Linked DNA regions of Homo sapiens: region 1 is linked to region 2. A link is an interaction called in ENCODE POLR2A ChIA-PET data of the cell type or tissue named here. Cell type or tissue: Caco-2. All regions are shown on one strand. Links, peaks and the distances in the headings refer to the core of each region. The heading gives the core; the rest is flanking DNA. Region 1 overlaps LRRFIP2 (LRR binding FLII interacting protein 2). Region 2 overlaps MLH1 (mutL homolog 1).

Region 1 (4,400 bases), core at 234-4,233, 89 kb after region 2:
CACATTGCCACCAACTTACATCTTTATAGTCCAAGTATAATTGCATATCCTTAGACAAATCATAAAAACTTACTTTGGATAATTATCCTAGGATTTTCAACTTAGCACAGATTCTCTCTTTTCTATGAAATAATACTATTCTAGTTCTCTGAATAGAGAACTAGATAGGTAAATAATCTTCTCCTTTTACCATACACAGTATCTAATAACCAAATGTAGATAATCTCCTTTTACTGTACACAGCCTTTACTCTCATTTTTTATTCCCAGTTTCAACTACCAGCCAATGAGAATGACTCAAATCTAGCATCTCAAGCTCTGACTTCTCTACCAAAATAAACACTTACATTTCTAACATCTATCTTGTCAGCACCAAAACCAGAGTGAATAAAATCAGTCTCATTTTCCCCCAGTCAACAGGCTTTGCTTCCTTATTTTCCAGTTTCCATTAATGGAATCTTGTCACTCTTGTTCAAACCCAAGGTCTGACGACCTCCTACTTCCTTAACAAATCTTCCTTTACAATATCCCTTGAATCCATCCTCTCCATCTACTCCAACAGACTCCCTCTACTTCCAAATAGGCTCTTTGTACTTTCACTTATAATACATCAAGTTTTCTAATCCTAACTTCAGTTTCTCCATCTCAACTCTATCCCCATCCGTACTATTCCATCGTGGAATTAATTTACCTGAAGCAATTTACCTGAAACAAGGAACAAGTGAGGTAAAAATGTCTCAAAGTAAAACGTGATTAGCTATATTCTGTGATGCCCAATACCCAAAGCATTCTTAAACTTTCTGATATTTAAATTTGGATTTTGTTACTGCTTCAGTTAAATAAACAGAGGGGAACAGGCTAAAATAAACTTGTTGTGGCTCATGGTGGCATTCCAAATCAGAGACTCATGTGAGGCCAATCAATCGTATTCTAAATTTTCCATCCATCCAATGGGTCTACAAGTAGGAGGAACCTATTCAATGGGCTAGGCAGTGCTGTTTCCCTAAAATAAAATCCATAAATTGAATTTCACTTGAGACTGCTATCTGAGAGGAGGAAAAGGGTATGTATATTTAAGTACTGTATCTAATGAACCACAAATAAGTGTATTTCTTCAGGATGTAGGTACTTTAAGTATATAGTAGTTCCCCCTTATCCAAGTAAGTTCCAAGTCCCCCCGGAGATGCCTGAAACTGCAGATAGTACCAAACCCTATCCCACTGTCATCAATCAGAACATGTTTCTGTTCATGTCTTCCACTCAGAAATCTAGTCTTTTCCATCATAATATACTTATCACACACACTGGCTATAACTTCTGTGGTTTGAGATGCAGTAGGAAAACTAACACAGATTTTTCTTTTCTTTCTTCACAATTTCATGAATAGAAGATGTGTTCATACCACAGATCTTAGCAACCTCAGCACACAATTTTTTTCCTTACTAAGTTGAGAACTTTCACCTTTTCACTTAAAGAAAGAATTTTATGGCTTCTCTTTGGCATATCCAAACTGCCAGAGTCACTCTTGCTCTTTGGGGTCATTATTAAATAAACTAAAGGTTACTCAAACACAAACAATGTGATACCATGACAGTCAACCTGATAACAGAGCCGGCTCCTGTGAGACTATCTAGCAGGTAGCATACACTGTGTGGATACACTAGACAAAGGGATGATTTATGTCCTGTGCAGGATGATGTGAGATTTAATCATGCTACTCAGAACACTGCACGATTTAAACAAAAATAAACAAACTGTTTATTTCTGAAATTTTCCATTTAATATTTTCAAACTGTGGTCAAACATAAGTAACTGAAACCTCAGAAAGCAAAATCACATGAAGGAGAGGCTCTGCACAATGAACCATACAAGGTTTTTAAAAACAAAATGGGTACCAATCAATGTGTAGCCTATTTAAAAAACAACAACAAAACAGGAAGGTATTTCCAAGATATATAATGTAAATGATCTGAATTATCAATGGAAAAAGTTTCTCTGCAAGACCTTATCAGTTCAGCACTTCTTTCATTATTCCAGTTCTGACACTTTTAGTATTTCCCCTCCTGTGCCAATGTTTTCATGACAGAAGGCATTTTAAGGTCTGAAGAAGGCATTCGCTTCACACCCTCCAAAGCCACTAACAGACTTCCCAGTCTTCCCTTCTTTCTTACTTTCCCTGTGGTTCTACTGAAGAGCTGCCTCTTCTGTTGTTGAAAGTCAAACCCTCCCAAGCCCCGTCACACACACTCACACACATACACACCCTCCATTTTATGATGTCCTCCCCAGGACTTTGTCCCAACTATCTGATCTCTCTTCTGGGTCTTTGCTCTCTACTTCTATTGGTTCACTCTCTTCATCATAACTAGGTTCAAAGTCTCTCTGATCTTTAAAAGGCAAGCAAAAAATCTCACCCTGGTCCAATTCTACCCTATCTTCTCTTTACAGCTAAGCTTTCTCACACCTCCCTCTTCACTTCTCACTCTCTTCAAATGACTGCAATCTGGCTTCTGCTCATATCACCTTATTGAAATTGTTCATCACAAAAGTCACTAATGACCTCTAACTACCAAACCCAATAGAATTTTTCTATTCTTATCTCATCTGTCTTTTCTGGACTTTCAATATCACTAAACACATATTCTTTCTTAAAACTCTCATCTCTTAGCTTTCTCCAATACTAGTGTCTCCTGGTTTTCCTCTTTATTCTCTCATCTCTCTCCTTCAGCATCCTTCATAAGCACATTTTTCCCTGCTAGCATCTTAAATGTTAATATAACCAAAGTTTTCAAGCTTCACCTCTTGCTCTTTTCATTCTATATTCTCTCCTGGGCCATACTGTTAGTCTGTAAATCTCTATGCCCAAGCTAGAATTTTCTCCCACAATCCTGATCCAACTTGCTATTAAAAATTGAAGCTGTGCTCGCTATGGCAGCACATATACTAAAATTGGAAAGATACAGAGATTAGCATGGCCTCTGTGCAAGGATGATATACAAATTTGTGAAGCATCTTTATTTATTTATTCATTCATGTATTTATTTATTGAGGCCGGACACAGTGGCTCATGCCTGTAGTCCTAGCACTTTGAGAGGCAGGCAGATGACTTGAGCTCAGGAGTTCAAGGCCAGCCTGGGCAACATGGGAAAACCCCGTCTCTACTAAAAACAAAAATTAGCCGGGCGTGGTAGCGCAAGATCATGCCACAGTGCTCTAATCTGGGAGACAGAATGAGATTCTGTCTCCAAAAAAAAAAAAAAACTGAGGCTCTCCCACTAGAACTCAGACTTAATACAACCTTAATTTAATTTATAATCATTCCCTTAATCTTCCTCTTCTTTTTTATATTCCCCATCAACTACCCCATTACCCAAAATATGAAACAAAGACTCATCATAAGGGTCCTTCCTCTTTTCTATCCTCCCTCCATATTCAGTTGCTAAGTCTCAACTACTTTGCTCCCATCAAGATTCTCTTTACTATTTCTTCTATCCAGACCTTCCTCTTTATTCCTATTGTCATTGTCTTATTTTAGGTTCTCATCATCTTTCACTAAGATAACTACAACAGCTTCGTGACCAGCCTAGGCAACAAAGCAAACCCCCATCTCTACAAAAAATACAAAAATTAGCTGGGTGTCGTGGTACATGCCTGTAGTCCCAAAACCCAAGAAGCAGAGGTTGCAGTGAGCTAAGATTGCACCACTGCACTATAGCCTGGGCAACAGAGCAAGACCCTGTTTCAAAAAATAAATGGAAAACTATAACAGCTTCCTGTTTTCTGCCTTCTACCTTCTACCACTCACTCTCCACTGGGTGGCTAAAGCAATTATACTGTAATTCAAATCTGAAAAAGGATTTACCCTTTAATGGCTCCCCACAGCTTTGAAAATCAAATGTAAATTCCTCAGCACACAAATCCTTTCATGATTGGTCCCTATTTCCTCCCTAACATCACCTCCTCCCATTCCCTAGCCCCTCTCCAGCTATACTGAACTACTTACTATTCTGGCAGTTTCCCACCATAGTGCTAGCTGTTTTACACCCCGGTGTCTATAGAGCTCTTAGAAGGCAATATACAAAAACCCATTAAACAAGGCTGTTTATGGTGATACATATTAAACCTTTTTTTTGAAACCAAACATTTATTTCGCATTTGATTTCATTGGTTCAAATGTTTAAAAGCTGGAGTAAATCCACCTGTCTTTCTTCTGGGCTCTTCCTCCAATGTGTGTTAATCTGGCCAAGTATGGCATATGCTGTTGCTGAATCCTGGTCCTCTAAGGCCTAAGAGGCTCATCCCCAGGCAGGGCCCGGAGTCAAAGCAAATGCAGAAGGCGGCCACAGGTACAGTCTCAGTAGCATCAGACATTGTTTGGGCTGATTCCTGAGTATCTATCCT
Region 2 (4,360 bases), core at 1-4,000:
GGAATGTTTTGAAAGCCTCAGTAAAGAATGCGCTATGTTCTATTCCATCCGGAAGCAGTACATATCTGAGGAGTCGACCCTCTCAGGCCAGCAGGTACAGTGGTGATGCACACTGGCACCCCAGGACTAGGACAGGACCTCATACAATCTTTAGGAGATGAAACTTGCCCATCTCTAAAATTTCGGGATTTCTTTGTACCCAACAAGGTTCAAACACAACAGTCAGCTTTTATTCATGATTTTTACTTCCATCTGCTGATGTAGAACATACCTCCAGAGTGACCTCAGAAATTGTCAAATGTGAAAACACAAGCCATCACAGTGAGAAATGGGAGGTTGAGTTAGATTGTCTAAGGCTGGAGAGTCCATATACTCCCACTGTTAGCTCTGAAGTGTGTAGCCAGTCTTCAGATTCTGGGTCAGTTGCCTCAGTCTCTCTTAGCTTTTGCCTTACTCTTTATCCGACCACTGCCCTGCCAGGAAAACAAGGCTCTATAACTCCTCTTACAGGTCAGCTTGACACAAAAAGGGTGCCTGGATTCCTAATGTTTCATTGTCACTTTTCCCAGTCAGATGATAATGCTTTTCAAATCAACATATATTTTGGGGGAGGTTGGAAGGGAGAGTTGAAATATTCTAAGAATCAAAGAGTAGCCCACTTTAATCAGAGTATGACCCCTGATTGCTCACAGTCATCTCCTGAGCAGTGTGAGCGAGTTTCAGATGAGGAGGCTGAAGGCCAGTCAGGCATGCTCGAGGATTCCAAGTCTGTAGGTGGGAGGGCAGAGATTTAGTCCTGTTGGCCAAAGCCTCTAGGGAATTTCTCACTCCAGTGGAGAAGGCAACACACTTACCAAACTGTGTGGAAACTATCTCATTTGATTAGAAATTTTACCTCAAGAAGAGGAAGGACAGTTGAGAAAGAACATTTTCTTACACATGAGACAGCTAAGGCTTACAAGAAGGAGAGGAATAATGAGGCAAAATAATCCTCATTAATATTTTCATTCCTCCCCTGGGGATTAGAACTACTTTCAGACCCGATTTTAATGGTAAGTTAGGTACTTCCTACAGTTGCCATCCAAATATCAGTCAGGATCAGACATGATGTTAGCTCCTGCTACAATAAAACCATTTTCTCCCTGAATGAAAACAAAGGTTCCACAGGAGACAGTCCCACAGAGCAGTGGCTTCTTTTCCTCCCTTTAAAACCTCATGTTGGCTGGACACAGTGGCTCACACCTGTAATCCCAGCATTTTAGGAGGCTGAGGTGGGAAGATGGCTTAAGCCCAGGAGTTTGAGGCTGTAGAGCTATGATCACACCACTGCCCTTCAGCCTGGGTGACAGAGCAAGACCTTGTCTCTAAATAAACAAACAAACAAAAAATCCTCTTGTGTTCAGGCCTGTGGGATCCCCTGAGAGGCTAGCCCACAAGATCCACTTCAAAAGCCCTAGATAACACCAAGTCTTTCCAGACCCAGTGCACATCCCATCAGCCAGGACACCAGTGTATGTTGGGATGCAAACAGGGAGGCTTATGACATCTAATGTGTTTTCCAGAGTGAAGTGCCTGGCTCCATTCCAAACTCCTGGAAGTGGACTGTGGAACACATTGTCTATAAAGCCTTGCGCTCACACATTCTGCCTCCTAAACATTTCACAGAAGATGGAAATATCCTGCAGCTTGCTAACCTGCCTGATCTATACAAAGTCTTTGAGAGGTGTTAAATATGGTTATTTATGCACTGTGGGATGTGTTCTTCTTTCTCTGTATTCCGATACAAAGTGTTGTATCAAAGTGTGATATACAAAGTGTACCAACATAAGTGTTGGTAGCACTTAAGACTTATACTTGCCTTCTGATAGTATTCCTTTATACACAGTGGATTGATTATAAATAAATAGATGTGTCTTAACATAATTTCTTATTTAATTTTATTATGTATATATTGTGTCAGTTCAGATGCCAAAAAGAGGTCTTGAACATGTCACAGGCTCTGATGGCACTGACCATGGAGAAAGCTTGATTTGATCATCTGGTGTCTACAATAACCAAAGCTAATTATTAAGGAAAAAAACTTGAAGAAAGAAAATAGTCCTTACTTCATCTATAATGAGGTTTTTGTTTTTTTGTTTTGAGACGGAGTCTTGCTTTGTTGCCCAGGCCGGAGTGCAGTGGCGCGATATTGGCTCACTGCAACCTCCGCTTACCGGGTTCAAGCAATTCTCCTGCCTCAGCTTCCTGAGTAGCTGGGATTACAGGCACCTGCCACCACGCCCGGCTAATTTTTGTATTTTTAGTAGAGATGTGGTTTCACGATGCTGGCCAAGCTGGTCTCAAACTCCTGACCTCAGGTGATCCTCCCACCTCAGCCTCCCAAAGTTAAGTGCTGGGATTACAGGCATGAGCCACTGCGGCCGGCATTAAGTATGAGTTTTTAAGTTAGCCCACTTTGTTAATGACTATGAGTACTAATAGCTTAAGATAAAGAAGTTTCTAGGTAATCTTGTTTGAAGGATGATGTAAAAATATAAATTTAAACTGTGAGTGACAAAATAAACTTCCTTAATATTTGCCTACATTTAGAGAAATGGAGCATTCAGCTCAGAAAGGAAGAATGTCTGTGGTTTTAAGGTAAAATCCATATTCCAAGACTCAGTGAAGAAAGTTCAGTGATAAAGAACAGACTACTCTCATCTTATGAAGAAATGGAGCAATTTCACTTGGAAAGACTAGGAAGACAAAATGTTACAGACGTATTTGTTGTGCCACAAAATAGGCAAGGTCAGTTTTGAACAATAAGAACTCCATAAAGTAGACCAGGGCATCTCAGAAGTGAGGTTCCATGAGCCCAGGTGGGGCACAGGCTGGGTGATCTTGAGTGGAGAGGAAGAGGGGTTTTCTGAGCTTCAAGAGCTGGGCCACACAGTGTGTTGGTTTTAGCTGGGATGGAGTTCTAGAACAAACCTGCACTTTAGAACACCTTTCTACCCACCCCCAACCACACAACTTGCTACTATTAGTAAATGTATAGGCTGAGGCACGGTGGCTCATGCCTGTAATCCCAACACTTTGGGAGGCTGAGGCAGGCAGATCACTTGTGGTCAGTAGTTCAAGACCAGCCTGGGCAACATGGTGAAACCCTAACTCTACTAAAAATACAAAAATTAGCAGGGTGTGGTGGCAGACACCTGTAATCCCACCTACTTGGGGGGCTGAGGCAGGAGAATCAAGCTTGAACCCGGAAGGCAGAGGTTGCAGTGAGCCAAGATCATACCACTGCACCCCAGCATGGGTGACAGCACGAGACTGTCTCTCAAAAAAAAAAAAGAGGCCAGGCACAGTGGCCCACACCTCTAATCCCAGCACTTTGGGAGGTTGAGGTGGGCAGATCACTTGAAGTCAGGAGTTCAAGACCAGCCTGGCCAACATGGTGAAACCCCATCTCTACTAAAAATACAAAAATCAGTCGGGTGTGGTGGTGCACACCTGTAGTCCCAGCTCCTCGGGAGGCTGAGGCAGAAGAATCACCTGAACCTGGGAGGCAGAGGTTGCAGTGAGCCGAGATCGTGCCACTGCACTCCAGCCTGGGTGACTGAGCGAAACTCTGTCTCAAAAAAAAAAGAAAGAAAATGTATAGAAAATCATCTCAATTCAGAAGATTGGTATCCATATTTTTTAAATGAAGGGCTAATTAAAAAAGGAACAAATATTAGAGATTTTATTCACTTTTGAGTTACCTTTTTAAAGTCTAGTTTTATTATCTTATGTGCCTTTAGTCACTAGATTTTCCCCCAATATATTTTCTGTGTAAGCACTTTAAAGATACAATAATCATTTCTATAAAACCACCTGGGTACTAAGAGCAAAAGAGAATCATAAATTCTGCAAAGTAGTTGCACTCCATGATTTTAAAAAAACCTCTTGGACAGGGTACCTCTAAAGGTGAAACTCAAGTCTTTAAAAGTTCTACATTCCAGATTGTTTTTCCTTGAGAAGGAGACAAAAGAAGAGGGATGTGGTTGCCATGATTTGTTTTAAAGTCTCCTATAACAAAATGAACATGTCAGTAGCCAATTGTGGTTGGCAAAAGGGTGTATTTAATAGAATCTGCAGGCAGATTTCCAATCTGCCTGCCCTGCCCTACCCTCCCCCTTTGGGTTTGTTTGAGGTTTCATTCCACAAATAAGCAGCAGATAAAATACTTTACAAGGTACAGCACAGTTGTATTGAAGAAAAAAAGGACCCAACTCTTACTTTAGGAGTATTAGGCCTGGACTTCCCCTGCCCCATGCAATAAAGCAAGTTTTATATACACTCCCCATATTTTTTTCTAACATTTTCTTATATAAATTTA

The links. ChIA-PET counts read pairs that join two places held together with the same protein. Peaks named below come from ENCODE experiments on the same cell type or tissue, not always from the same donor. Only the 100,000 strongest peaks of a DNase experiment are listed, where the experiment ranks them.
Region 1: POLR2A ChIA-PET joins it to region 2 with 8 read pairs; 2 of 35 experiments call an interaction of 5 or more read pairs at or near these places.

The regions. Positions count from the first base shown.
Region 1 is chr3:37,137,409-37,141,808 of GRCh38, forward strand. The region is part of intron 2 of LRRFIP2 (LRR binding FLII interacting protein 2); the gene reads right to left. It also overlaps the pseudogene RNU6-1301P and the pseudogene UBE2FP1. Among named protein-coding and RNA genes, the nearest start is that of LRRFIP2, 35 kb to the right of the region's middle. In Caco-2, for the core only: no CTCF peak of the experiment used is centred there; a DNase peak (open chromatin) is centred at 2,253.
Region 2 is chr3:37,048,924-37,053,283 of GRCh38, forward strand. MLH1 (mutL homolog 1) reads left to right here. Exons shown (of 19, transcript NM_000249.4): 18 at 1-94; 19 at 1,563-1,923. The coding sequence ends at 1,730. It overlaps LRRFIP2 (LRR binding FLII interacting protein 2), which reads right to left. Exons shown (of 28, transcript NM_006309.4): 28 at 3,703-4,360. Among named protein-coding and RNA genes, the nearest start is that of MLH1, 58 kb to the left of the region's middle. In Caco-2, for the core only: no CTCF peak of the experiment used is centred there; no DNase peak of the experiment used is centred there.